Linked DNA regions of Homo sapiens: region 1 is linked to region 2. Evidence: read pairs that join two places in POLR2A ChIA-PET (ENCODE). Cell type or tissue: MCF 10A. All regions are shown on one strand. Links, peaks and the distances in the headings refer to the core of each region. The heading gives the core; the rest is flanking DNA.

Region 1 (15,271 bases), core at 3,533-11,532, 58 kb after region 2:
TCATTTTTGTTCCTTAAGGTTTTGGGCTGAAAACTGTGCCCTCTGATAGCATCCACCTACCAGGGAGCAGGAGTACAAGAGGAGGACTTGAGAGGTACAAGCCAGGCTGAGGGGTGGGAGCCTGCAGAGAGGGGCACCCCAGCCTGGGCAGCCTGGCAGGAGAGCAGGGCGCAGGAAGCGGGGGCAGACGCAAGGAAGGGCAGGGTCCCTGCCACTGCAGGATGGCGCAGAAGGGAGGGGAAGTGCAGCAACAGGCAGGGATGGCGGCCCTTGGCTGTGCTGCTAGGGTCAGCAAAGGCCATTTATTCTCAGCGTTGAGGGATGAATGTTTCTCCCCAAGGAAGGGCTTCAGCCCATTAGTTTTACTTTCTTTGTTTGTTTTCCATCCAAAGAAAAGAAAATTTGAAACCCCAGCTAACAGAACAAGAGAGGAAGCGAGGGGAAGGGCTCCCTGGGCAGCAGCAAGTAAGGGGAAGAGGCTGAACCTCCGTCCCACGGGCTGGACCACGGCCCAGAGCAATTCCCTTCCCTGCTAAGGGGACAGTCAGGCCTGCAGACACCACAGAGAAAGGCCGAAGAGCAGGCCCAGGGTCCTGGTCTGGCCCCGCGAAACTGGCTGCAATCCGAGGAATATCACTGGAGGGCTGCAGACCCCAGTCTGTAATCAGGAGCATGGACCTACAGACTCTAAAATGCTGAGTCCTAAAAGCAAAGACTACATGTAATGCTGCTATGTTTAGTTTGAGAAGTGAAGAGGAGAGAGAGCGAGAGAAATAAATAAGTAAAAGTGAAGATCATCTGTTTCTCAGCCAGAATGCTGTCTGCTCTGAAGCTGATCTGTGGAATATTTACTGTTCCTCAAGAGATCTAAAGAAGTTGCAACAGCCACAAGAGAGTCAGCAGCTTCCGGGGGTTTCGCCTGCTCAAGCCACACTGCCCCAGGACCCGGGAAGGTTTGCATTTGTTGTGGGGACTGAAAATCATGCATTGTGCAAAATGAGAAGATGAGTGTGGCGGCGGGGGCACCATGGAGACTGTCACCTACTCGGATTGGGGCCTTAGGTGAGCCACTTCTCCTCTGAGCTTCTAGATACAAAATTCTATGAAAGTACCACCTTTAAAACAGCTTGCATTTTAGTTATCTTTCCAAGAAGGAAATCTTACAATTACATTCAAACATATGTGAGGTATTTTTTAAAGGAAAGTAAGACTCCTGACCAAAAGTCTCAAAAAAAAAAAAAAAAAACAACTACTGATTACTATCAATACTGTGAATAGCATTTATTTCAACTTTACAAATAAATAGCTGGTAATCATAGAAATTTTTTTTTTTTTTTGAGATGAAGTATCGCTCTGTCACCCAGCCAGGCGTGAGCCCCCACACCTGGCCAAAGGTAATTTTTAATGAAGAATTCCACTGCATTTCCCTGGCTTAGATTTCTCAAAATAGATGGAAAGAAATGAAATGTGTATGTCCGTATATCCTACCCCAAAGTCAGGGTACAAATGTGATGATACCAGCACTGGTTGTGGGGGTAGCAGTAATAACAGGCTTCCAACTGCACAGCACTTCTAAAAGTGCTTTCACACAGATTATGGCACATGACTCTCCAACCTGGGCAGTTGGTAACACAGGCAATATTATTGCAACAACATAGAAAGTAACACTCACAAAGGTATTTTTCCAAGGCCACATAGGTAAGGATAAACCAAAATGCCACCTTTGTATTCTCTTTTTTTGCTTAAAAACCACTTTCAGGCCAGGCACCGTGGCTCACATCTGTAATCCCAGCACTTTGGGAGGCCGAGGCGGGCGGATCACTTGAGGTCACAAGGAGATCAAGACCAGCCTAGCCAACGTGGTGAAACCCCATCTCTACCAAAAATACAAAAAAATTAGCCGGGCATGGTGGCGTGAGTTTGTACTCCCAGCTACTCGGGAGGCTGAGGCAGGAGAATAGCTTGAACCTGGGAAACGAAGGTTGACGTGAATGGAGATCGTGCCACTGCACTCCAGCCTGAGTGACAGAGAGAAACCTTGTCTCAAAAACAAAACAAAACAACCACACTTTCACATTCTCCTAGCCTGTTCTTTCCGACATCATGTACTGGTTCATTAGTTTGTTCAAGGTAATCTCCTGTTAAAAAGTTAAGAAACAATAAACCAAGAAAATAAAGCTATTTTAATTTTGCAGGGAAAAGTTTTAGGCACCTATGGTCATTCCATAATGCTTACTAAGTAGGTATATCCTTCCTACCACTGTTTGAGACTACTATAAAACAGTCCCTGCTTTCAGACTTCAAATTTCCCAAGGCAATTGAGACTTTTCATTAGCTGAACCCTAAGGAACAAGGACAAACTGTCACTCCTTCAGGATGGGGGCCCGCACCTTCTGATTTTTGAATCTCCAGCACCAGTGGAATGCCCGACACGTGTAAACACTCCACGAACATGGAATGAATGAAACCATCCTCTGCTGCTCTTTAGTTTCTACCAAACGCCCTGTGACAGGCTGTTAGGGAAAGACACCCTGGAGCAGGTAACACAGGCACATCCTGAAGAAAGTGACAGGCTGTTAGCAGGCAGGAGGCACTCCAGCCAAGGACTTGGAATGAGTCCATCAGCTGTGCTGCCCCCTCCCAGCCCTTGGCTGCAGCAGGAGGATCAGGAAGGAGAGGAACAAGGACTGAGGGTGGACAGGACAAGCGGCTAAGAGACAGTCATACTGACTCTCGGTCAGTGCTTTTTTAAAACCCAACTCCTCTGTCACACAGAGGAAATGGATTAAAAAGGTCTCTTGCTGGAATACAAATTGCTCAAATGCATACCATCACATCCCCAAAATGGAATCAATGAGAACACTGAGGCTGTTTTCATTCATTTGAAATTGGCAGTTGGATGCCAGTGGCCTGCACTTTCATTTCAATACTCTTCCAGTTACACAAGACAGAGACAATTCTGATTTGCACATGTAAATAGAAACAGATGGCCACATTCTTTTTTAAAAACAAAATCCAAAAGCTTTGGAATAGTAAGAAATTTGTTTCAACTCTCTACCACTAACAACATCTAATATCTCCTTGCAGTCCTTATCTCAGATATGTTAGACAAGAAGCATCTGAAACATATATTGACTGCTCAGCCCATGGACAGCATCATCATTGGCACAGCATGTTAAACGCTAATTTCTTTATGTACAGTTGACACTGCCGCTTTGCCTGACATTTAAGTGAAGGCAGCACATGCATATACACCCTCGTGCTAAACTCCAACTTTTAACATCCTGGCGCCCACTGACATGCTAATTTTTTATCTTCATCACCCCAAGCTGGCACATGGTTGGCACTCAATAAATATTCATTAAATGAATTAATTGGGCTGCCAGAATTACTTGCTTTCTTTTTTTTTTTTTTTTTTTGCAGGGGACCCTAGAATAGTTTTTCTCCTGCCATTTCTATGAATGTCTGAACGTGCAAATATGTCAATGACTAGGGAAAATATAGTGACGCACTGGTCATTCTACAACTTTAAGTCTACACAGGTTCCTTCATCAAAACAGGGCATTAAAAACAACTAAGCTATAGAGCCAGATCACTGGAGGTACTGTAGTTTATAACCTGCTTATAAACCCCAGTTCTTAAGTCCCTCAATGCCTAGCATGCTACCTACCAATACGCATACAAATAAATCAGACGATCTTGTGCCCCCCAGCCCAATGTTTACCAAGACTTCAAAATGTTCTGGTGAGATCACCTCCCTGCTATGTGATGCAAACATCAGAGTATAAATCTTTTCAGAAAACTTTTTAACAACTGTTGGAAATTTTAAAGATAAAAGCAATACAGGTCAAGCAGACCCCTGAAGAACCTCTGGAGCACCACATGGTGCTGGCACCAGCTCTGCCCCCGACTCCCTTCATCAACTCAGGCACCTCCCTTCACCTCTGTAAAGCTAGGTGGCTTGAACTCCATAATCTCTGACGACACCATCTGCCGAATCCACGGCAAGGACACACAGAACCAGAGAGGCTACTTCATTAAGCTGCAGTGTGCATTTACATCAAATCAACCATTCCATAGTAACAAGGCAATATGAGGCCATCTTTTTAAAATTCCATAGGAGAATTTAAGTAAATTGCTAGATCCTTCCAGTTTTTTCTGTGTGAATGATTTATCCCAGCTTCTAGGAATATGTGCAATATTATTCCACAGAGCACATCTTTCAGAATCTTGTTTCAGATTATTGTTACTTAAATAGTCCATTTCTCCTGAACAGCCCTTCAGGTAAGAGACATTCAATACTCATTAGAATCTCTACTCTCATGATGCATTGTATGATCTGAGAACCAACTTACATGGTACAAGTATAGACACATAACATCAAAGAAGATACACAATGGCCAAGATTCTGGTTTCATTAGTTACCAGGGAAATATAAATTAAACCACAATAAGATTCCATTACACACCCAGTAAAATGGCTGATAATGCCAAGCACCGATGAGGAAGTGAAGGAACTGGAACTCTCATACGTGGTTAGTGGAAATGAAAAATGATGCAGCCACTTTGGAAAATGGGATGGCAGCATTTGATAAAGTTAAACACACACTTAGCACACAACACGGCAATTGCACTCTCAGGTATTTCCCGAAGTCAAAATATAAAACGTGTCTACCTACACAAAGACTTGTAGTCAAATGTTCATAGAAGCTTTATCCATAATAGCCAAAAACTGGAAAGAACCCAAATGCCCATCACTTGGTGAACTGATAACAAGTAGTACCGCTTATCTTCAGGGAATACATTCCAAGACTCCCAGTGGATGCCTGAAACCAGACAGTACCAAATCCTGTATATACTGGGTTTTTTTTTTCTATACACACATACCTCTGATAAAGTTTAGTTTATAGGCCGGGGACGGTGGCTCAAACCTGTAATCCCAGCACTTTGGGAGGCTGAGGTGGGTAGATCACTTGGGGTCAGGAGTTCGAGACCAGCCTGACCAACATGGTAAAACCCCGTCTCTACTAAAAAAAAAAAAAAAAAAAAAAAAAATCCAAAAATTAGCTGGGGGTAGTGGTGCATGCCTGTAATCCCAGCTACTTGGGAGGCTGAGGCAGGAGAATTGCTTGAACCCGGGAGACAGAGGTTGCAATGAGCTGGGATGATGCCACTGCACTCCAGCCTAGGCAACAGAGTAAGACTCTGCCTCCAAAAAAAAAAAAAAAAGTTTAGTTTATAAATTAGGCACATTAATTAGGATTAACAACAATGACTAATAGAATAATTATAACAATATACTATATATATGCATACACACACACGTGTATATATATATATATATATTTTTTTTTTTTTTTTTTTTTTTTTTTTTGAGACAGTCTCCCTCTGTTCCCCAGGCTGGAGTGCAGTGCAGTGGTGCAATCTCTGCTCACTGCAGCCTCTGCCTCCTGGCTTCAAGCAATTCTCCTGCCTCAGCCTCCTGAGTAACTGGGACTACAGGAACGTGCCACCACGCCCGGCTAATTTTTGTATTTTTAGTAGAGACGGGGTTTCACTATATTGGCCAGGCTGGTCTCGAACTCCCAACCTTGTGATCCACCCACCTCGCCCTCCCAAAGTGCTGGGATTACAGACATGAGCCACCGTGCCCGGCCAACAATATACTGTAATAAAAGTTATGTGAATGTGGTCTCTTTCTCAAAATATCTCGTTGTATGTACTATTTTCGGACCTGGGATGACTTCAGGTAACTGAAACCTTGGAGAGTAAAATGCAGCTAAGGGGGAACTTACTCTGTATCCATACAACAGAACATTATTCAGCAATGCAAAGGAGTGGTCTAAAGATACATGTAACATTGTAATCTCCAGGGCACTAGGTCAAGCAAAAGCAATCATACACAAAAGGTTACATACCCTATCATTCCATTTATACGGAATTCTAAGAAAGGCAAAATTGTAAGGACAGAAAGCAGCGCAGAGATGACAGGAGGCAGGAATGGGGGAACCAACTGAAGAGGGGAGTTCTGCGTGACGGCACTCTGCTACGTTACATCTGTAGGGTGCTTAGACGATTTCACAAAACCCACTAAACTGCACATTTAAAACGTGAATTTTGGCCGGGCACAGTGGTTCATGCCTGTAATCCTAGCACTTTGGGAAGCCAACGCGGGCGGATCACCTGAGGTCAGGAGTTGGAGACCAGCCTGGCCAACATGGTGAATCTCTGTCTCTACTAAAAATACAAAAATTAGCCAGGTGTGGTGGCGGGCACCTGTAATCCCAGCTACTCAGGAGGCTGACGCACGAGAATCGCTTGAACCCAGGAAGCAGAGGTTGCAGTGAGCCAATATCGCGCCATTGCACTCCAGCCTGGGTGACAAGAGTGAAACTGTTTAAAAAAACAGAAACAAAAACAAAAACTGGTGAATTTTATTGTTTGCAGAGTAGACCTCAATTCAGCTGACTTTAAAAACTTTTTAAAAAACAACAAAAAACGACTTTCGTTTCTTTGTTGCCTCGGGATTGGCTTGGGCTTAGGGATGCACGGGCAGCTTTTGAGGGCTGCAGTGAACAACTAAATAGTCAAGATGCTTGGTGTAGGACCAGTGATTGGGCCCACGCACTATCTGCTTGTGTTCCTAAATTCTTTTTTTTTTTTTTTTTGAGACGGAGTCTCGCTTTGTCGCGAGGCTGGAGTGCAGTGGCGCGATCTCGGCTCACTGCAAGCTCCGCCTCCTGGGTTCATGCCATTCTCCTGCCTCAGCCTCCCGAGTAGCTGGGATTACAGGCGCCCGCCACCACGCCTGGCTAATTTTTTTGTATTTTTAGTAGAGACAGGGTTTCACCGTGTTAGCCAGGATGGTCTCGATCTCCTGACCTCGTGATCTGCCCGCCTCAACCTCCCTAAGTGCTGGGATTACAGGCGTGAGCCACTGCACCCGGCCGTGTTCCTAAATTCTTTAACTGTCTTCCGAAGGCTTTTTTTGGGGGGCGGGGGTGTTAGGGGAATAGGGTCTCACTTTGTCGCCCAGGCTGGAATGCAGTGGTGTGATCTCAGCACACTGCAACCTCCACCTCCTGGGTTTAAGCGATTCTCCTGCCGTAGCCTCCTGAGTAGCTGGGCGTGTGCCACCATGCCCAGCTAATTTTCTGTATTTTTAGTAAAGATGGGGTTTTGCTATGTTGCCCAGCCTGGTCTTGAACTCCTGGCCAAAAGTGATCCACCCATCTCGACCTCTCAAAGTGCTGGGATTACAGGCAAGAGCCACTGCGCACAGCCCCAAAGGCCTTATTTAAAATGACTCTTCCTACAGTCCCTGGTTCATCAATTACTCTCAGTTGTCATCTGCTCTTTGACCTTCAAGGCTGAGTGGCCTCACTCCAATGCAGTCCTAGCAGCTGGTGTCAGGCACGCCTGCCCTCCCTGGCCTGAGTGACCTCTCTCCAAGGCACCTCACAGTGTGTGTTAACGGCTTTTGTGACACGAAGGCTCTCCTTCCAGCATTTCCCAGAGGGAAGGTTTTGTACAGGCTAACACTCTAACACCTACTGGCCAGTACTTCCCAAGTACATCTGATTTATTTCAAATAACTGATGAACTAAATTCAATGAGCTACAGATGATAATTAAAAAAAAAAAATTAAGGAAAGAAAAAAAAAAGCAATGTGGGCACAGGCTTCTCATTCCTAAAGCTCCCTGTCAGTGGCCTCAGGCCCATCTCTGCTCCATCCATCACTGCCAGAAAACTCACATTCAGTCTTCCTTCCTGGCAGCTGTTCCTCACCCTCAGCCACAGCCACCTTCCCCTTGCGTCATTCCTGAAGGCATTCCATTTGCCACGCTGATGTCCTCCAGCCACTCCACTTCCTCATCACAAAACCGAAGGTCCCCAGGAAAGACCCCATGAATTCAACAAGGTGCGCCCCCCAGCTGCTCCCTTCCCCTTCTCCCAAGGGTCACTGAGTCCCCAACTCACCAGCTGGGATGGAGGGAAAAGGAAAGTCAGATGAGGTAATGCGTTTTAGTAAAGTGTAAAATGCACGTTATCTTTACTTATTAAGCATACAAAACCCACCCGACGGACATCAGGGATTAGCTGTTCTGCTTCGAGCTTCTCAATTTCTCCACATGCTTTGCGCCCAGACCCACTGAGCAGCCAGACTCAACCAGATTCCCCAGGTCTGGGCCCCCACAGGGAGGGCAGGTCCCCTAAGGCTGTTACACGTGAGTACCAAGCAGATGGAGCCCAGAAGATGGGAAGGAGTGGGACGAAGTCAAATGCCAGCCCCACCCTCACAACCTCAGTCCCCTTCTCTGTAAGACAAGTGACTAGAGGGAAAGCCACAGGGCCCACCTCTACTTGCGGACTAAACTCCTGATGTGACAACGCTCTGGCCACGTTCCTCCTTTCAAAATCTCCTTCGCGATCTGTTTACCAGCCCTCCACGCTCCACTCCCGTCCACTTATTCCCTGAAGAACCTGTGGGTTTCCACACCTCAGTGTGTTTTCTCACCTCTAATCTGTCTCCAATTCAAACTCTACAGACCTTTCAAGATCCACCCAAATGCCACCTCCTTGGTGAGCCTGCCCACTCCGGGTTCCCATCTTATCTCTGTAAGAAATTGACTTTCACCACGCCTCGTTTCATAGTTCACTGTTTTAAGTTCCCCGGGAGCAAGCCCCGAGTCTTGTCTATTTCTGTATTTCCACCATGGTGGGCTCAGCACTTTGCTCACAGATGGCCCATGGTGGCCTGTGCTGAATCACATCCCTAGGACCCCGCAGGTATAGCTTAATTCCACAAGGCAGATTAACAGGAAGACTGCAACATCTCAGGGGCTGAGACACCTCCGCTCCACCCTGGCTCTGATTCAGAGCTCCTGAGCTCCACAGCCTACTCCTGTTCCTCTCTGGGTGCTCACTGCTTTCTGCTTCCAACCTTGTCCGATAGTTACTTGTGGCCTCGGCTTAAATGAAAGAGCACACCACACTGCATTTGCCCTGGGGGCCGTGCAATGTGCCCTGTATCCTTTTGTACCCTCTGTGGAATGGGAAAACACTTTTACACCTCCCAAGGCTTAAGTGATTAAAGATCTGGGGTCCCAATTCCCACCCAAGGGCCACATGTCTGGCATCCTGCATCCCCACTCCCATCTTTAAAGTCATGCATGGCACCTGGGGCACCGCGAGAACTCCAGGAGCCCTAGGGACAGCTGTGTATTCACATGTCGTGTTCTTTCCCCTCTTTCCCTGGTGCCTAGGCAGGAAGTCTGTGGTTAAATACCATTTGCTGAATTATTAGTAATAATTACCATGTGTGTAACATTCCTTACAGTTTGTGGAGTTTTATCCAACAAATGTTACATGACCACTTTGTGTCAGGCAGCGTGTTAAATGCTAAAAATGATCCTGGCAGTTTCTGCCCCCAAGGAGATCATGGGTATTATTTTAGCTTTATGAAACCCTACAAAGCAATTGAGGTAGGTATTATTTTCCTCATGTTACAGATGATAAAACTGAAACTCAAGTGAGTAAGTAAATATTCCAAGTAAGAAAATGGAAAGAAGGGAAGAGTTGTATACCCAGATTTGACCCCAAGCCCTGCCTTCCTTCCACATGGCATGTAGCCTTTTGATGGGCAGGAGACGGTGGCCCAATGTTCCTACATACTTCTCACAGATCCTGAGCAGGACCAGCCCAAAACAAAAATCTGGAAGCCTAGCAGAGTGTTTTCAGGGTAGCCTCTCTCTAATCATGCCCCTCGGTCATCCTCTGCAGTATCCCCACACGGCCCTGCCCTCCTCTGGGGGTGGCAGTGCATGCAGCTCCCCCGCCAGCCCGGGCATGCCTGCCTGCAGCTCCAGGAGACCCGTGCCAGCAATCTCAGCCCAGCGCCCAGTCTCACTCAGGCTGTGAACTTTCTGTCCACACGACAGTGTGGGTGCTCCACCCTGCTAAGTCATGGCTATGCAGTCTATGTGATGGGTCAGCCTGGCATTTCCTTCCCAGGAATTATTCACAGGACATCAGCAATTCCTCCTACAGGGCAATCTTTGCAAGCTCCTAGGGGTTGTCTGGAGCAGGCATGGCGTCATGAGAGTCCCTCAAATTACTCCCCATCAGAGCAAAGAACAAGCCCAAGTGAGGGGCTCAAGTTCATCAGAATGAAACCCATTAGACACTACAATCATCAGAGAAATGAACATATATGGGGAAGGCATTGCTGTCCTCTCTAGAGACGTGAGGGCAGAATGGGGCAGACAGACAGGCCACGGGCAGGCTGAGCCACAGACAAAGTTCACTCCAAGTTCACTCCACATTCAAGGTGGAGTTTGAGGCTAAAGCTCGCAGCAGGAAGAACAAGACATGAGGCCATTGCTGTCTGACAGAGGAAAGAAACTGGAGCTAAGGAGGCCCCAAGAGGGCCAGCCTAGCTCCACCACAGACTGGCTGTGTGGCCTCAGCCACAAGACAGCCTCTCAGCCCCTACATGCCCAGCCCAGCCACAAAACATGCAATTTGTCCAGGAGAATGCTAAAATAAAATCTCCTCTAGACCTAAAATTCTAGCATCCTATGTATTCGGGTTGGGAGGAATTTACGCAAGTTAAAGGACAGCATTATTTTACACAAATTACCTCCTTCTGGATTTGGGGACATGGAGAGCTTCCATGACAGGTAGACACAGAGCCAGCCTCGTTGCCACCTAACACTGAGCTCACATCAGAGTCGACATCAGGAAGACTTCAGAGACACTAAAAAACTAGGTTCAGGGACAGGGTCCCTGGCCATAAAGAACTGCCATCTAATTGAAATATACAACCTACATGTCAAATGGTGTAAGGAAATTTACCAAATGGCTGGTAGATAGGAGTGAAAGTTACAAGCAGAGTAAACAGTAGAAGCAGTGAATTCCCATGCCCAGCCAGGGCCTGGGTATCTAAGACCTCACCGTCAGCGTCTTGCCTAGTTCTAGGTGTGTTTATTCTGAACACACCTCTGAGGTTTTACAGAGGAAGAAACCGAGACCCAAAACGCTGACTCTCACTGGGGTCAACTAGCAAGGAGGTGGCAGAATAAACAAGAGGCACACCCTGGACTGCGACTCCAAAGCCCGTGTTCTATCCTCTCTACGCTGGCATTTTCCCCATGCTTGAAAAATAAAGAGCTACACATACACTAATTACCCAGAAGAAAAAAAAAAATGACACCAAGATACCAAAGGGTTTTCTAAAAACCATCTTGGTTATAAAACAGATTTTGTATTTTCCTCTTTTATTAACAAATGCTGAATATAATTTGGCTTAAATACTCAGTATTGTTGGGAGCACCAAAGATTCCCACTCGGAACACAGGCCTGCGTGGCCTCCGTGGTTAGCGTGGGATGCAGAACTGCTGGCCACCACACTGATGGCCCTGCTCTGCTGAGTTCGTCTTCTGGGTCACCTGCCATCTCTTGCTGCTGTCAGCCGCCCCCCTTCCATCAGCCACCCCTTCTCCACCTAGCGTCTGTCCCAGACTCGAGGACAGCTGAGCTCCAAGGCCTTTTCTGTTGACTTCCAGTTCCTGGACATGTTCCAGATGGCAGAGGTTGCTAAAAGTCTGACCTCTGGATAAGTGGAGCATAATTATGCCTGAGAGCTGGGAGGATACATCATAAAGAGGTTATCAGTGTGGGGGGCAGAGGAGGAGAGCGGGAAATAGGGCCAAAAAGTGGCAGTTTCCTGGATCAGCTGAGTTTAGCAGCAGATTTTAAACCCGAGGCACATGAAGTTTAAAGACAGAGACTATCTAAGGATAGGAACTGTTAGCAAGTGCAAAAAATAACAGAAATAGCTTCTGCATTCACTGAACACCTACTCCGCGTCTGGCACCAGCCTAGGCGCTTTCTAAACGCTGTTTCACTTAATTAATGACTGAGTATCATTCCCAAATTTCAGAATGAGGAATCTGAGGACCAAAGACATCTGAGCTAGTGAGCAGCAGAGGTAGGATCTGAACCCTGGAACCCACTGCCCATCCACATGGCTGCCTTAAAAACCCTTCTATAATAACAGACGCAGCGAGCAAATCCACAGAAGCACTCAAATCAAAAAGCTAGACGATGGACCGAAAGCAGCGCATGAGGTAATAAGGTCCATGAGGGCAATATCCTATTAGGCAGGCAAATTGCTAAACTGATTCGCCTCGTGCAAATGAGGACCGGGGACCGTCTGGGACTCCCTAGGCATCTGCGGACTGGGAGCAGTTCCAAGACAGCAGCCTCTGGTGAAGGGCAAGTCAGTCTCCTTAATTGAGGAGCGAAGAGTTCATCCTCATTAGGATTTCCAGCTGCTGCCACCCCAATACCAGATCCATGCAGCTTGTGCCGTCAAAACTCACGAGCAGACAGACTGCTGTCAGGAAGAAGACCTTTCTCCTCAATTAAAAATATTACTGGACAGGCTGGCCACAGTGGCTCACACCTATAATCCCAGCATTTTAGAGGCTAAGGCAGGCAGACTGCATGAGCCCAGGAGTTCAAGGCCATCCTGGACAACACAGACCCCATCTCTACAAAAACATTAAAAAATCAGCTGGGTGTGGTAGTATATACCGTGGCCCCAGCTACATGGGAGGCTGAAGTAGGAGGATAGCTTGAGTCCAGGAGGTCAAGGCTGCAGTGAGCCAAGATCATGCCACTGCACTCCAGCCTGATGATGGAGCAAGACTCTGTCTCAAACAAAACAAAAAACCTGGACAATTTCTCCACATGCAGCAGTACACAGGCTTGTGTAGAAGCCAGGAGTATCCCAGGAATGAGCCTCTCCCACATCGAGCCACAATGGATTAAACCATTTAGATGTGACAAGAAAGATCAAGAGCATTAAGGAAAAAAGGAAAGAAAGTTGTAGTAAAGATGACTAAATTGAAGACCTCTCACGGTTCTCTTTATTCTGAATGCAGGATGCAACTTTATGCACAGGTGAATGATTACAATTTTCACACAGGTGGGGCTGGGCGTGGTGGCTCATGCCTGTAATCCTGGCATGGGAGGCCAAGGCTGATTGTTTGAGCCCAGGAGTTCAAAACCAGTCTGGGCAATATGGTGATACTCCGTCTCTACAAAAAATTGTTTTAAAAAATTAGCCAGGCATGTTAGCGCACACCTGTAGCTCCAGCTACTTGGGAGAACAAGGCAGGAGGATCACTGAGTCCAGGAGGTCGAGGCTGCAGTGGGCCATGATCTGCACTCCAGTCTAGGTAACAGAGCAAGACCCTGTCTGTAAAAAATTTAAAAATAAAATAAAATTTTCACACTAGTTTGCTCAGTGTAATAAGTGGTTACTGAGAAGTCAGGTGAAATGAAAAGTTGGTTCCGTCCACCTGTTTTAAATGTCTAAGGAGTACGGGTTTGGAGAAACCATACAGAGAATCCCCATTCATTTTTTCACTCAAATGTAAAGAGTTGCCTGAAGTCAAGCAGCTGATCAGGGATAAAGCCAACACTCCCAAACCAGGGCTCCTGCCAGTCAACACAGAGCTCCTTCCCCCAACGGGGTCACACCACCCTCCTGTCCTTTTCACAGAACCTTCTAAACTTAGATAGCCATCCCCATCGTATGCTTGTTTTTAAGGTTTTAATTATTATATAATCAAATGTGGGGCTCACTCCTCTTGCATCCAAGCCCCACAACAACAATAACAAACTATTTATTGAGAACAAGTTCTGTCCCAGGCACTGCTCTGGGCACTGGGGATCTGGTGGCGAAGAAAACAAAGGCTCTGTCCCCCAGGAGCATCCATGACACTCTAGTGGAGGCAGACGACGAACCGACTAATGCATGGCACACAGCGTCAGACTGCAGAGACGGGAGGAAGGAAAGCAAGCAGAATCCTGCAAGCGCCCCCAGGCCCAGATTTCTGTGTGCTCTGTTCACAAACGCAGCACCAGCACCCAGTAGGTATTTTCTGACTGAAGAAACAAAGAGAAAGAGTGGTGCTCTTTTAGATTCAGAAGTCAGGAAGATGTATAGTGATATTCGAGCAACACACACCAAAAAGACTCAGAAACTAAGTGTAGGTTACAGAAGGTAACGTCATCACTTTGAGAAATGACCAACAGTAAATGTATGACTAATCTTTTAGGGTTTGTTTTTATAGAACCCTCCACACCTAGCACAGTGAATGCCCCCAAGTAAGCACAGAGCCGAAGAAGTGGCCAGGCAGGCTGGCTCCGTGTCAGGCAGCCCCCACCCACCCCAGGTGTCTCCAGAGCCCATTCAAATGCAACAGCCACGGCAGCAACACACTGGCACTGACAATTCGATAGTCACACCAACACCCTCCTCAACAAAGCCATTGCTAGCTGTGGTTCTCAAACCAGAAGCTCCTGTGTGGGAGGAGCCCAGCTCTCTGCATCCAAAATCAAGCTACAAGTTCCTGGAATCTCTATTAATAACAATATTATTCTTACCGCAGTCCTACAAAGTGGGTATCAAAGTGACTTGCCCAAGGCCACACTACCAGTAAGAGGTAAAAGTTCACAACCAAACCTAGGCCTGCATGATTCAGACTTTTACCTTTTATATGACGGGAGGACTTCAAGTAGTGCTGGCTAAAAGCAACTGAGCTCACACACCATCGTGTCACCCTGTCAAATAAGCAATTATTCTCCGCAGAAAGGCTAAGTAACTAAGTTTTCTTAGACTCAAATCATAAAAACCATAAAACCATGATTTTTATGATGCCTCAGAAAGGATCTAATGAAAAGGGTTTGCCTTCACATCATGTATTCTCATATACTGTAAATAAATCCACATTAAATCCATCTCCTGTTCTTCCTACAAACACTTCTGGGTACCTGGGAAGGTGCTCAGGGAAGAGTCCCTAAGTGTCACTGGCACTGGGCTGCAATGGTAGTAAAAGCCCAGGTTAGTGATTCTGTCCTTCAGTCCAGTAAGTGCCAGGCCACTGAGGCACAGGAGCTTAATGCGAAGTGCTTCTGAACTAAGTTTGGTATTTAAGTTTGTGTCAAGCTCTTCCCGTGGACATTAACTGTGTCGCACACTCTGTGCTAGGAGCTACGCATGTGTTCTCATCAAGGGTTCTCTGTTCTGTTCACACCGTGAAACTCAAAAACTTCTTTCAGGGTTTTACAGAATCCACTTTGCTTAGATTAACATCCACTTAATCTTCCAAAGACAAGCATTTTAACTTATTCCTAATCTCAGTGTACCTTGCTAAGGTACTGTATGGTGGAAAGTCTGAACATATTCAAATTCTTTT
Region 2 (15,271 bases), core at 3,575-11,574:
TGTGTGGATGTGAGTTGGGGGTGAATGTGAATGATTGTGTGAGGGTGTGTGTGAGTGAAGATATGATTGTGTGAGTGGATGTGGGGGGCTGTGATTGTGAGGGTGTGAGGGTGTGGATATGAGTGTGTGTGATGCACGGGGTGTGTATGAGTGTGGTTGTGTGATTGTGTGAGTGTGGATGTGAGTGGGTGTGATTGCGTGGGGTGTGTGTTGAGTGTGGTGAGAGTGTGGATGTGAGTGGGTGTGATTGGGATGTGTGTTGTGTGGTTGTGATTGCGTGGGGTATGAGTGTGGTTGAGTGTGTGTGTGGATGTGATTTTGTGTGGTTGTGTGGAGTGTGGATGTGAGTGATTGGGAATGATTGCATGTTGTGTGAGTGTGGTTGTGAGAGTGTATGAGAGTGGACATGAGAGGGTGTGACGGGGGGTGTGTGGGAGGGTGTGAGAGTGAGGGTGTGATTGTGAGGGGGTGTGTGTTGGGGGGGTGTTGCTAGGCAAAGGAGATAAAAGGGAACAGGAAGGGCAAGAGCCTTGGTGCCCCCATTCTTCTCCCTGAAGCAAGAAGGCAGGAGAGTGGGGACACACACCGTCCGCATGGATTAAATTGGGTGGAATGGAAGCCTCCTAACCAACAGGTACACGAGGAGCAAGCAAGTCTCCGTGACAGCAGTTCAAATGCGAGTCAACTCAAGATGCGAAACTTCAGTCAGGAAGAGCCTTCAAGTACGGACTCAGAGCCCTGAGCCTGAAAAGATTCCCTCCCTCAAGTGGAAAACGAGCTCGAAACCCACTTTCGCACTTCCCAGGCTTGGACCACTCCCCTGAATCAACCCAAGGGCCAGTTCCCACTGCTGGGCCCCTGTGGCTTCTGTGACACTCTGGGCTTCTAGATTACAGGCCCAGAGAAGGAGAAGGACGAGAAGAGGGACTTGGGACCTTATGTATTCATTCATACCATCAAGCAAAGGAAAGTTTTATTTTTAGTATAATTATCTTAAATAGGAAGATAAAATGGCACCACTTTTAAAGCAATATGGCATCCGATTTCTATACACCATTCAGTGTACTAATTTTTTTTTCTTTTTTTTTGAAACAGGGTCTCACTGTGTCGCCCAGGTTGGAGGGCACTTCAGCCTCAACTTCTTGAGCTCAGGCGATCCTCCCACCTTAGCCTCCTGAGTAGCTGGGACTATAGGCACGGGCCAACATGCTTGGCTAATTTTTTTTTTGTAGTTTTTGTAGACAGGGTTTCACTGTGTTGCTCAGGCTAGTCTTGAACTCCTAGACTTAAGCAATCTGCCCTCCTCGGCCTCTCAAAGTGCTGGGATTACAGGCATGAGCCACCACGCCTGGACTAAATTTTACATTAGAAACAGAAATGTACTTGGAAAACACTGGTAAGGTGTATAATAACGTCTGCATCCACAGCCAATTCTGCTAAATAAATGATCAATTAATGACTGTCATTTCAGAAATAAACTTTTTTGGGGAACTTTTGCCCTAGGATTAAACAACTCAACATTTCTCACGTACCTGGCCTTCCTCCAAGGTACAATGTCATCAGCTATGTCTTGCTAAGATCAGCCTTAAGCATTAAATTTTTAAATGCTGAAAAGCGCAGTTTAAGGTGCGGTCTTAGGAACGACTGGAAGGAACAAGGACAAACAGAAGGCCGTGCTGATGAGTAACCTACGACAGCAAGCACGCCTAGATTTCCACTGTCATTGACAGTCCTGGCAGCCAGACAGGTGAGTGAGGAATGAAACTCCCGTCACAGTTCCCGCCTCCAGGGCCACATTTCCCTCTACTTGCAGGCAGCCCCAAGTATGCAGCCAGCTCTCCTTCCTCCAATGCTCTTCCTTCCTACAAAGCCCTCTCTCCCACCCTCCTCACTTGCTTGACACCCAAGAGTCATCTCTGACCCCAGTGCTGCCACCCAGCCGTGCGGCACGCTTCTCAACAAATTCCAGGTCTTAACCCTACATACGCAGACCCGTCTTCCAACATTCCCTCCATGCCATTCTCACGTCCACTGCCTTGGCTGCGCCTCACTGCTCCTTCTCAGGACTAAGGCTATGGCTTCCCCTGCTCCCTGCTGCCGCTTCCTAGTCTCTGCCTGCCCCACTCCCCGCTTCAGGGCTATGGCAGGCTTGTCTGGGGTTGTGTCCCTAATAAAGACTAAACTACTTATTCCTGCATTTCACACTCTCCACAATCCATCCTTATTTTCCATGTTTCATCTTCATATTTCTCCAAACTGAACTCTCTCCTTCCCTGATTCTACGCATGTGCTCAATTTGTTCTATTCGACGGAAACGTCTTCCCTATCCCTGCTGTTCAAAGCCTTCTCATCCATCAGGAGTTACTCAAACGCCACCTTCTCTACTAAGCAACCCCAGCAGAATGTGATCCCTCCCTCCCCCAGATCCTCCAATATTTTCTTTTCTATTTTTTTTTTTTTTTTTTTTTGAGATGGAGTCTCACCCAGGCTGGAGTGCAGTGGCGTGATCTCGGCTCACCGCAACCTCTGCTTTCCAGGTTCAAGTGATCCTCCCGCCTCAGCCTCCCGAGTTGCTGGGATTACAAGCACCCACAACCATGCCTGGCTTTTTGTATTTTTAGTAGAGACGGGGTTTCACCATGTTGGTCAGGCTGGTCTCAAACTCCTGACCTCAAGTGATCCACCTGCCTCGGCCTCCCAAAGACCTGGGATTACAGGTATGAGCCACTACACCCAGCCCCTTTTCTAAATGTTTTAAGGCACTTGGCAGGCTCTTCTCGTGTTCATCTTAGTGATCTCACACACTAAGTTCTAAAGGGTAGCATCCACCTTTATTGTATTTTATATTTACCAGAGCTCTTAGCATGGGGCTTGGCCTAGAATAGAGGCTTAAAAATTATTGATGGAAGAAATCAGTATACTGAAATATTTTTTTGGGCATCGAATATGTGAAAGACAGAATCTACAGGGGCTTCAGATAAAATGTTAGTTCTATTAACACCTTAAACCAAACATAATATAGCAAATGCATGTGTGAATTCATTCATTCAAGTGATTTATTGAGCACCTATTTTGCATACAGCAACAGTAGGTAAATTTACAAAGGAGGCTGAGTGTGGTGGCTCATGCCTGTAATTCCAGCACTTTGGGAGGCCGAGGCAGGCAGATCACCTGAGGTCAGGAGTTCGAGACCAGCCTGACCAACACGGCAAAACCCCATCTCTATTAAAAATACAAAAATGAGCCAGGCGAGGTGGCGCACGCCTGTAATCCTAGCTACTCGGGAGGCTGAGGCAGGAGAATCACTTGAATCCAGGAGGCGGAGGTTGCAGTGAGCCAAGATGACACCACTGCACTCCAGCCTAGGTAACAGAGCGAGACTTTTGTCTCAAAAATAAAATAAAATAAATTTACAAAGGTAAATGAAACACGATGCCTGCCCTTTCAGAGGAAGAATTATGTACATACACACCAAGAATGTAAAATTCTAAGAATACCACATAGTAGCATATTTTACACTGCACAGATACTAATGGCTCCTCATTGATGAAAGGTGAGAAAACAGTGACTTAGGTTTTAGGTGGTCAGGCCAGCTGGCCTGGGCTTGGGAAGAAGGAAGGGTAACTGTCCCAGTTACTAACCCCTGAGATGCTCACTGCCCACTCATCTACACGATCATACAAAACCACAATCAGAGTCACCGGCGCAGGTCAATTTGGTCCTGAACCCTGCCTGGCTGGGAGCCAATGCTGTGCGGTCTAGAACAAGGCACGTGCAAGAAAGAAGGCAGCCTACAGGGAGGATTAGAGTCGCTGTCCGGCAGCTGGCGGGGGCAGCGCCAAAGGCACCAGAACCATCCAGTGATAAGGTGGGTTGTGGGGAAGAAAGTTAAAAGTGTCCACAAGTTAAAATTCACATTTCTAAAGAGAATCTTAGGTTTTTCATGAAGCGGGAGTACACACATGAACATGAATGTACACGAGTGAGTGGGAAAAACAAGATTCTCTGCAGCAGAGAAAAAGAAATTCATCACAATTTGGTTTATCCATCTATTTTGAGATTATTCGTTATTTAATTCCAATAAGAACTTAGGTGCTGTTAATAATAGATTAGGGTGAGAAGAGATCAACTATGCTTTGGGACCTACAGCAAAAACATTCAAGTGGAGAAGAGTGAACACTCCACGGACATGCAGACCCACTTGGTCGGCTTGCTTTCGTTCTTCGTTCATTTCAGCAGTGAGTGTGACCTCTGGATGCTGGGAACAGGGCCCGCAGCCTAGTGGGCAATGAGACACTCAACAACCAATTGCAGCTTTTTTTTTTATTTTTTAAGACACAGTTTCACTCTGTTGCCCAGGCGGGTGTGCAGTGGCACGATCTTGGCTCACTGCAACCTCCACCTCCCAGGTTCAAGTGATTCCTCTGCCTCAGCCTCCCAGGTAGCTGGGATTACAGGCACACGCCACCATGCCATGCCCAGCTAATTTTTGTATTATTAGTAGAGACGGGGTTTCATCATGTTGGCCAGGCTGCAAGGACAGCTCTGATGACCACTGTAAAGGAGCCACATGTGGCCGCAGTGGTGGCAGGAGAGGGGGGTGTACGGATGAGTTAGGAAACAAAAACAAGCTAGTGAGGACCTCAGTCCTCAGACAGCCTCTCCCCTCGGGTGAATGGGGAGACACGCCCCATGTTTAGGTAAGTAAACTACCAAGTGGAAACTCTGAGAGCCAGGAATGAGACACCATGGAACTTCAAGGAAAACACATTATTTCTAGCCTAGATACCAGAGGAGCCAGGACTGAGACATCATGGAACTTCCATGAAGAGAACATTATTTCTAGCCTGGATACCAGGGAAATCTCTGTTAAGCAGTGGATGTGAGACAGACCTTCAAAAGATGGGGCATCGTGAGGTGGGGGCAGGGGTAGACTGGGCAAAAGGAATGGCATAGAGGGTGGTCGAAGTGCTGGTGTGGGCCCTGCCAGCCGTGGCAGTCGAGGAGTCAGCAGAAGGCAGCAGCTGGAGAGAGAGAAGCCTGGTGCCAGGTCAATGAGGGGGATTCTGGTTTCATTCACGGTTTTTCTCTTTGGAATTATTTAAATTATCCAAAATAGGAAACTATTACTTTTCTAATCAGAAAATAAATTATTATAATAGAGATTGAAAAGTAGATCAGTGGTTGCCTGGAGCAAAGGGGAAGATGGGATTAACTGTAAAAGAACATGAGGGTCCTTAAGGGGAGAAGAAAATGTCCTAAAACGGATTTGAGGTGATGGTTGCACCACTTGGTAAAGTTACTGGAAATCACTGATGTGTACACTTGAAATGGGTGATTTTTATAATACATAAAATATGCTTAACAAAGGTGTTTACTTTTTAAAGAAAATCTCACAAATATAAATAGAATCCCCATCGATGGCTTCACTAATAAAGCTTCCAGACTCCTGGACATCAGCCTGCTTGCCTCTGCCTTTCCATGCTTGGTGTATGCAATCCACACAGCACACACGCCTGGTGGCTCAGGGAGAATTTCCCAGGACATGGCCACTCTGGTCTCTGTCTGGGCCAGAGAACAAGTGCGTGGGGGCCAGACGCGCTTCTCGGCAGGTGTGCCCTGCAGCCTGAGTGGCGGGCAGGCTCTGGGCTTCCTCTGTGTGTCCAGCAGCCTCAGGCCCGCAGCCGAACGAGCCATCCTCGAGTTCTGGCCGAGAGGGACGGAAACCACAGCCAGAAGATGATTACATATCCCTTGTGCTCAGGCAGCTCCAGTCTCAATTTATGAGTAATGACATTTTCATGCTCTATGGGAAGAATTACATTATCCCTGGGTAACCCAACCAGAATATTTTCCTTAGCACCAAGAAAGCATAGGGCTTTCTCTTATGTTCTGACTCACTTTTAACAAATATATTATGTAAAATGGCTTTTTAAAACATCGAGTGCAACCTGAATACAAATTATTAATCTTAATCACTGCTATTAACGTTGGACCAACAAGCAGGCAAACTTTTTTTTTCTTTTTTTTTTTGAGAGAGTGCCTCTCACCCAGGATGGAGCACAGTGGGGCTCCAGTGATCCTCCCACCTCTGCCTCCCGAGTAGCTGGGACCACAGGCATGAGCCACCATGCCTGGCTAATTTTTTTATTTTTATTTTTTGTCAAGACAGGGTCTCCCCATGTTGCCAACGCTGGTCTCAAACTTCTGGGCTCAAGCAACCTACCCACCTCAGCCTCCCAAAGTGCTGGGACTATAGGCATGAGCCACCACACCCAGCCCAGGCAATCTTTCAAAATAACAATCCTTCCTTTCCCCACCCCTACTTCCTGTCTTAGCTTTTCCCCCCGAGTTCACTTGGATATGTCTGACAAGGTAAGTAAGTAGTCAAAGGTCTGTGATCTCACAAGTAGAAATAAAATGATTCAGTCAGTGGGGCAGGCAGCACATAGAGCTATTAGATATAAAGAACAAAATCATTATGCTAATGTCACAGCTGATGAGCAAACAAAGATAGGCCAGAAGGCACAGAGGAGGGGAACAGAGCCAGCCAAACAGCCATCTCTTCACAATGTCCTTCCTAATATTTTTTATTTTTTGGTGGGGGTGGATGGTGGTGGTGGGGATCTTAAAATTCCTTGCCTGTAGATCTGTCACTTTCTACTTTCCCCCACCCTTCAGTTCACAGGTCACCCTCTCTGTTCTCTGGCCACTGATCAACAGCTGCTGATCCAGCCAAAGTGTGGAGGTGCAGCCCCACCCCAGGGAGCTGCAGTGCTGCCTTCTGACTTAGGCAGTGAGTAATTCTGCTTTGTCAAATGATCTTGCCCAAAGGGATCCCATCTAGAAGCCTGAAGCTAGACAGGATTCTTACATCATAGCTATTTTTAAGGAGCAGCCAAAGGTCACTGGGCAGAATCTTTCCAGCTCTAGCCTCAAAGGTCTAGAAAATAACAGGTCTTCCCAGGGCTCACCTCCAAAACCCTTAACAGAATCCAACTCTCTTCGAGGATAATCAGCTTTTCCTTTAAAAAGCCATTTTGTTACCATGTAATATACAATATGGCCAAAGGATCTTACCTGAGGCTTGCCTGCATCATGTCACTTATTTGAATATGCCCAATTTATGAGAAACTTGAGAGGTAGAAAAGACGCTTTGAAATGTGGGGAGATTTTAATTCGAGCAAATGCTGCTCAGTCATAAGAGTTAAATAGGAAAAAGCACAGCTTCAGAGAAAGCAAACCACCTATTCACCTTCTGCACAGGCCAAGCAACACCTTGTCTAAGGGTGGGCAGTTGTAGAAAGACCTCACACCTCATTGTATCAATTAAGAGCATTCTTAGCAGAGGCTGCAGCATTAACAAGGGTATCAGAGTGTGAAACAGCCTTCCAGTGCTGGAAGCTTCCAGCCACCTCCAGGAGCCAGAGCTCACGGCCTACAACATGTGTGTGAGGCAGGCATTGAAGAGCGGAAAGTGGGCTTTGGACCTGTGATGTCCCACAGGACAGATAATAGCTACATGCCCCTCTTCACATTTAAATTGATTAAACTTAAATGAAGTTAAAAATTGAGTTCCTCAGTTGCCCTAGCCACATTTCAAATGCAATAGTCACATGTGGCTAGAGACTTGCTAGACTCAGTAAAGCAGATACACACTATTCCCATCAACGCAAACAGTTCTATTGGGCACCAACACTTTGGACAAATGGCTTTTGAAAAGTTTTAAGCAGCTTTATTGAAGTGTCACGGACAGACAATAAACCACACACATTTAAAGTATGACTTGATATGCTATGACACATGGATATTCCTATGAAGCTATCACCAAAATCCAGACTGGGAAAGTACCCTCTCACCCCAAGAGGATGTTTTCTTGTGCCCCTTTTGCAACCCCAGCTCCTTACCCCCAAGTCTCTGGCAACCCCTGATCTGCTTCTTTGCCAGAGAACACTGCACTTTCCGGAATTTTATATACGGTATCTGGAATCATCCCGCATGTACGCCTTTTCATCTGGCTTCTTGCATCATGATTTTGGGACTGCGCATGACTGTGCGATTCATTCATGTAGTTGCGTGTACCAGTAGTTCACTTCTTTTTCTTGGCCAGCACTGTTCCATCATATGGCTACACTGCCGTCTAGCCAGACACCTGCTGATGGACATTTGAGTTGTTTCCAGTTTGGGGGATACTACGGATACCACAAATAAAGATGCCATGATCATTTGTGGGATGGAGACTCTTTCAAATAGTGTCAGAAAGGCCTTTTTATAAGGTGGTCTTGGAGCAGAGCGCAAAGGAGGCGGGGCAGAGAGCCACATGAGGACCTGGGGGAAGTGCGCTCTGGGCCAACGGGACTCTAACACAAAGGTCCTGGGGCAGGAGTATGACTGGCAGGTTCAAAGGACAGCTCTCTGTTCTTTCTAAAGGCCGCTTATCTGAAAGAACGGGTATCCAGGCAGAAAGTATTTTTGAGAAGCACAAGGTACTGACTAAAATGGCCTGAATAAACCACCAGATGACACAGGGCCCTTTAATCCCATTCAACCCTTGCAATTACTCTGAGAAGTATGTGCCGTGACCCCCATTTTGCAGGTATGGCAACAGAGGCTTGAGTCATCCACGTTGCCTCCAAATCACACAACTATTAGCAGCGGAGTTGGCTAGAACAGTGAAGCCAGAGCTCTTCCTCTCAGCTCACTATTAAAGACGGCTGGACTGAAACTCCTGCTGGCACAGGGCAAGATGGTTTACACCTGCCAGGCCAGGCTAAGCTAAGCTGAGGCTGGGCACATGCTGCCATCCTAGATGCTGTCTCCATCGAAAAGCCCTCCTGTTCCCTTTTACACAGAGCAGCCCGTCAGGTACATACAAGGAAACTCTAAACAGGAAAATCACTGATGTGGTTTGGGTCTGTGTCCCCGCTCAAACCTCATGTCCAATTGCAGTCCCCAGTGTTGGAGCTGGGGCCTGGTGGGAGATGACTCAATCACGGGGGTGAAGTTCTCACGACTGGTTTGGCATCATGCCCCTTGGTACTGTGTAGCAAGTGAGTTTAAAAGTGTGTGGCACCTCCCGCCTCATTCTTGCCCCTGCCCACGGCCATGCGAAGTGCTGGCTCCCCCTTCACCTTCTGCCATGATTGTAAGTTTCCTGAGGCCTCCCCAGAAGCCGAGCAGAGCAGATGCTGCCATGCTTCCTCTACAGCCTGTGGAACCGTAAGCCAATTAAACATATGTTATATATGTGTGTGTTATATATGTGTTATATATATGTTACCCAGTCTCAGATATGTCTTTATAGCAGTGCAAGAACAGACTAATACAATCATCTAGGCCACTTTTGTTTTTGGTGTCAGTGAACAGATCCCCTGGGCCACAGAATTGCCTTGAGGTCTATCATACACACATGCATGCACACGTACACATATGCATGCACACAGACAAGCACACGTATGCACACACTCCCGTCTATGCACTCTCACACAGGGCCCTCCTGAACAGATGCGCCCAGCCCGTCCCTGGCAGCACAGTCGCTGTTTAATTAAAAAGGAGAAGGGGGAGCCCATGCTGATCCTAAGTGTTTAACACAAACTGAAAGATCAAAACCAGCCAGCTGCCAAAAACACATTGGCAACTTTCACACCAGAACAAGGAGGAAAATCGCTGACCTGGTTTCTGCTCTTAATGCTGCTTCTCTGGCAGTCAACAGCTCTGATCTTTCAGGCTCTAAGTGGAGAGAAAACTGGGCCCTCTGCCCCCTTCTCCACTAGAATAAAGGATAAGCTTGGACATGTCAGTCAGCCACCAACAACCACACTGACACCAGCTGAAGGCCGGTTCTGGGAGCCGGAGGGCAGCACTGGAGAACCCAGGACTCAGGCACCCAAAACTACTTCTAAAACCGGGTGATGGTAAAACATTTGCTGAAGCCATCAACCAGAAATGAAAGTACTTTTTCAAATGTATTACCTCCAAGAATCCAGGTTTAGGAAGTAGCTCTGACCTCCACAGGACCTGGGGCACCTGAAGTCTCCATCTCGCCAAGGGTGAGAGTCGGAAGCACTGGACCCAGGCTGTCCTTGGGGCAGTGGTTCTCAGTGTGGCTCCTGACCAGCAAGGCCAGCGTGACTAGGAACAGGAAATGCAAAACCCTGGGCCCTATCCCAGACCTGCGGAATCAGAAACTCTAGGGGAAGTCCAACAGGTGTGGTCTAACAAGCCACGCAGGCGATGCTGATGCACTCCAGCTGGAGAGCCACAACCCTGCAGGTGAGGTGTGGAGGCTGGGGCTGCGCATTTCTAACAATTCCGGTGCTGCTGGTGCAGCTGGCCCAGGGGCTGCACTTGGAGGACCTCTGCTCCAGGGCAGTGCTGCTCAAGCTTGACTGCCTGCTATTGCCTGGGGCTCCTACACACTAAGATTCTGGCTTTGCAGGCCTCCGAGAGGCTGGAATTCTAAGAAGCCCCAGGCGATTCCAGTGATGCTCTGTGGATGTCCGGCCAGGGCCCCTGGGGCACCAATGGTACAAACCCTGCCCACATGCCTTCTAAGCTGGAACCTGGAGTATATGGGCACTGATATGGGGTGCCAGGCTTCAGATTTTAAGCAATGATTACCAAACGGCTGAAAGTTCCCAAAGAAGGAGGAATGCAAACAAGCACATGCTGAATTTCTATCAATTCGCTGACAATTCCCTCAGCGAGCCAGGAGCAGAGGCTTGACTCCTGGCTGGGCTCATCAACCCGAGGACAAAGGGGCACAGGATCTCCACAGCTCACAGCCCCCCATTTTCCTTCTCATCAACCTTGAGCTTCCAGCTCCTTCCCTGGGGCCCAGAAACAGGCTCAAGCCCCTCTCACCCTAGGAACCCTTCCCACCTGCTTTCCTCTTCCGTTATCAACCCTTCTTAGAACAGTGAACACCTGTGGTCCCTATGCCTCCACCTGCAGCAGCCGCTCTTCTGCCTTTAAGAAAGTCTGGGAAACGTCCCTGAGGCCCCTCGCAGGCACCCAAGCCGACACGGCTGCTCTTCTGCATCCCTGCTGCGGATGTGGCTCCCCGACCTCCTTCACTCACAACCCCCACTACTACAGCCCTCCCACCCGGTATCTCTATCCCCTACAGCCCCACCAGGCCATATCTCCACCCCCAGTACTACAACTCTCCACGTGGTATATACACCCTCCTGCAGCGCTTCCACTCCCTCTCTACACCCCTAGAGCCCCTCCACCCCATGTCTACACCCCCACTACGCCAGCCCCTCCACCAATATATACACCCCTCACAGCCCCTACCCCCATAACCCCACCCCCTACAGCCTCTCTACCTCATATCGATACTCTCCCACAGCCCCTCCATCCCATATCTACCACCCCACTACTACAGCCTCTACACCAATATCTATACCCCACTACTACAGCCCCTCCACCAATATCTGTACCCCACTATTACAGCCCCTCCACCAATATCTATACCCCACTACTCCAGCCTGTCAACCAATATCTATACCCCACTACTACAGCCTCTACACCAATATCTATACCCCACTATTACAGCCCCTCCACCAATATCTATACGTCACTACTCCAGCCCCTCCAATATCTATACCTCACTACTACAGCCCCTCCACCAATATCTATACCCCACTACTACAGCCTCTCCACCAATATCTATACCCCACTACTACAGCCTCTCCACCAATATCTATACCCCACTATTACAGCCCCTCCACCAATATGTATACCCCACTACTCCAGCCTGTCCACCAATATCTATACCTCACTACTCCAGACCCTCCAATATCTATACCTCACTACTACAGCCCCTCCACCAATATCTGTACCCCACTATTACAGCCCCTCCACCAATATCTATACCCCACTACTACAGCCTCTCCACCAATATCTATACCCCACTACTACAGCCTCTACACCAATATCTATACCCCACTACTACAGCCTCTCCACCAATATCTATACCCCACTATTACAGCCCCTCCACCAATATCTATACCTCACTGCTCCAGCCCCTCCAATATCTATACCCCACTACTACAGCCCCTCCACCAACATCTATACCCCACTACTACAGCCTCTACACCAACATCTATACCCCACTATTACAGCCCCTCCACCAATATGTATACCCCACTACTGCAGCCTGTCAACCAATATCTATACCTCACTACTCCAGACCCTCCAATATCTATACCTCACTACTCCAGCCCCTCCACCAATATCTATACCCCACTATTACAACCCCCTCCACCAATATCTGTACCCCACTATTACAGCCCCTCACCAGTATCTATACCCCACTATTACGGCCCCTCCACCAATATCTATACCTCACTACACTAGCCCCTCCACCAATATCTTTACCCCACTACTCCAGCTTGTCCACCAATATCTATACCCCACTATTACAACCCCCTCCGCCAATATCTATACCTCACTACTCCAGCCTCTCCACTAACATCTACACCCCACTACTCCAGCCTGTCCACCAATATCTATACCCCACTATTACAACCTCCTCCACCAATATCTACACCCCACTCGTCCAGCCCCTCCACCAATATCTATACCTCACTACTCCAGCCCCTCCACCAATATCTATACCCCACTATTACAACCCCCTCCACCAATACCTATACCCCACTAGTCCAGCCCCTCCACCAATATCTATACCCCACTATTACACCCCCTCCACCAATATCTATACCTCAATACTACAACCCCTCCACCAATATCTATACTCCACTACTCCAGCCTCTCCACCAATATCTATACTCCCAAGACTACAGCCTCTCCACCCTGTATCTACACCCCCACAACTGCAGCCCTCCCACCTATGTACATCCCCCTACAGCCCTCCCACCTGTATCTACACCCCCCCTACAGCCCCTCCACCGCATATCTACACCCCCTACAGCCCTTCCACCCCCTATCTACATCCCCACTAGAGCCATTCCACACAGTACCTTGTAGATTTGGCAAACAATTTTTTTCTAAGTTTGAGGTCACCTACATCGTGGCAGTTGTCCCTTTAATAGCCAGCAATTAAGAAAACACACAATGACAAAAACAAAAACAAACCCTGTTTTAGGTTCATTAATACTTTCAAACAGAAACAGCATGTCCTACACACATTTGACAATTGTGAAGAAACTGATTTCTAAACCTTGCAAGCAGGCTTGTGTGCAGATGGACAAGTGCCATACTGCAGTGCCCCTCCACCCTCAGGGATCCAGGGAAGCAGGGACCCAGGGCTCAGGGCGGGGAGTCACTGCTCCCTGCTTCCAATGCTGTACCCTCAGGGCTCCGCAGGCTGCCAGTGGCTGTCCCGGCACATGTCTTCTAATAAAAGCATCTGTGTCCCCTGCCCAGGCAGGAGTTGCCAGAGGTCACCGCCCCATACAGCACCAGCGCATGGATAGCACCCAGCAGGTGCCCAGTCCTCGTCTCTGTGAGTTCTCCCTCCCACGCCCAAGGCCTCACCATGCTATCTTTGCCCAATATGGCTTCTCCCACTTTCTCTGTATGGGGGTTACCGTATCACAGCATTCCCTCCCAACCCCAAAAAGAAACAGTATCCAAGTCCAATGGAAATCTATTATGTGGCTATGCCACAACCAAAATGTAGATATCTGACACCAGCCTTATTTGTTCATTGTCTCGATCAAACAATGTGCTTTTGTTTTTGGTTAGAGATTTGTGAGTATAGAACATAGCTTAGCGTTGAAGTCTTTTGGGTCTTAGATAAGGAATTTCCAACTATAAATGAGGCCATGCCAAAATCTAAATGGCAGAGGTTTCTAGGGGCCCAAAGCGACTGTCAGCAAGTCCATCAAGGTACTCTCTCTCCCCTCCTCACTCAAAGCCCTAGCCCTCAAGCCCTCCTCAAGCGAAGCCTATGGACTCCTAATTTGCACCCAAGTCTAACAAGCCAAGTCACCTTGCTCTTCAGCTCGCAGCATCGTGAAACAGAGACCTTAGAGGCACCCAAGCACTGACAGCAGGAAAAAGGGCAACCAATAGAAAAAGTGTCAGAATATTAAAAAGCAAATGTCAGAAACGGACACCTAATAATAGTCCAGGACTAATCCAAGGGCGGATATTCCCACGTACCCCAAGCCACTGGGGATGTCTCTAGATTTCAGCATAGTTCATTAGTTTATGTCTAAAACAGTGACTTAAATCTTCCTCCCAAAAAGATGATACTATGATCATTGCTCTTGTTTAATTAAAAAACAAAGTAAGACATTTAAGAATCTAAGACATTTGCAATACAAGAAGTTAGGAGAAAGTCTATGGAAGTACTGAGGGTGAGGACCTCTGGTAGCAAGATGTCTATATTGAGTGACGAGACAAGCCTTACTAATATGGACAATCAGCTCACACTTAACCTAAGCCTGACAGCACTGGGCAGAGTCCTGCTGTACTAGTACCAATGCAGCCAAGCCAGGATGCCCCTCTGCCAGGTGCAGCACATATGAGAAAGCCACAAACTACTGCTTGTCCCAACAGAACCTTACTACCTCCCTAGTAAGGTTAGCTATAATGTCTTCTGACCAGGCGTGGTGGCTCACACCTGTAATCCCAGTACTTTGGTATTACAGGTGGTGGCTCACACCTGTAATCCCAGTACTTTGGGAGACCCAGGCGGGTGGATCACTTGAGGTCAGGAGTTCGAGACCAGCCTGGCCAACATGGAGAAACCCCGTCTGTACTAAAAATACAAAACTTAGCTGGGTGTGGTGGCTCGCGCCTATAATCCCAGCTACTTGGGAGGCTGAGGCACAAGAATAGCTGGAACCCGGGAGGCGGAGGCTGCAGTGAGCCAAGATCGTGCCACTGCACTCTAGCTTGGGCGACACAGTGAGACTCTGTTTCAAACAAACAAACAAAAAAAGTTGGCCAGGCATGGTGGCTCATGCCTGCAATCCTAGCACTTTGGGAGGCCGAGGTGGGCAGATCACGAGGTCAGGAATTCAAGACCAGCCTGGCCAATACAGTCAAACTCCGTCTCTGCTAAAAATATAAAAATTAGCTGGGCATGGTGGCACGTGCCTGTAGTCCCAGCTACTCGGGAGGCTGAGGCAGAAGGATCGCTTGAACGCGAGAGGCAGAGGCTGCAGTGAGCCAAGACTGCACCACTGCGCTCCAGCCTGGGCGACAGAGCGAGACTCCGTCTCAAAAAAAAAAAAAAAAAAAAAGGCTTCTAACTCACATCATCTGTGTTTGGGAAAAAAAAAAAAAAAAAGGC

Evidence for each region. ChIA-PET counts read pairs that join two places held together with the same protein. Peaks named below come from ENCODE experiments on the same cell type or tissue, not always from the same donor. Only the 100,000 strongest peaks of a DNase experiment are listed, where the experiment ranks them.
Region 1: POLR2A ChIA-PET joins it to region 2 with 25 read pairs; 6 of 35 experiments call an interaction of 5 or more read pairs at or near these places.

The regions. Positions count from the first base shown.
Region 1 is chr2:9,244,311-9,259,581 of GRCh38, reverse strand. All of the region lies in intron 1 of ASAP2 (ArfGAP with SH3 domain, ankyrin repeat and PH domain 2), which reads right to left. Among named protein-coding and RNA genes, the nearest start is that of ASAP2, 45 kb to the right of the region's middle. In MCF 10A, for the core only: no CTCF peak of the experiment used is centred there; DNase peaks (open chromatin) are centred at 7,771, 8,881 and 9,921.
Region 2 is chr2:9,302,120-9,317,390 of GRCh38, reverse strand. All of the region lies in intron 3 of ASAP2 (ArfGAP with SH3 domain, ankyrin repeat and PH domain 2), which reads right to left. Among named protein-coding and RNA genes, the nearest start is that of ASAP2, 100 kb to the right of the region's middle. In MCF 10A, for the core only: no CTCF peak of the experiment used is centred there; DNase peaks (open chromatin) are centred at 3,740, 5,750, 6,810 and 9,020.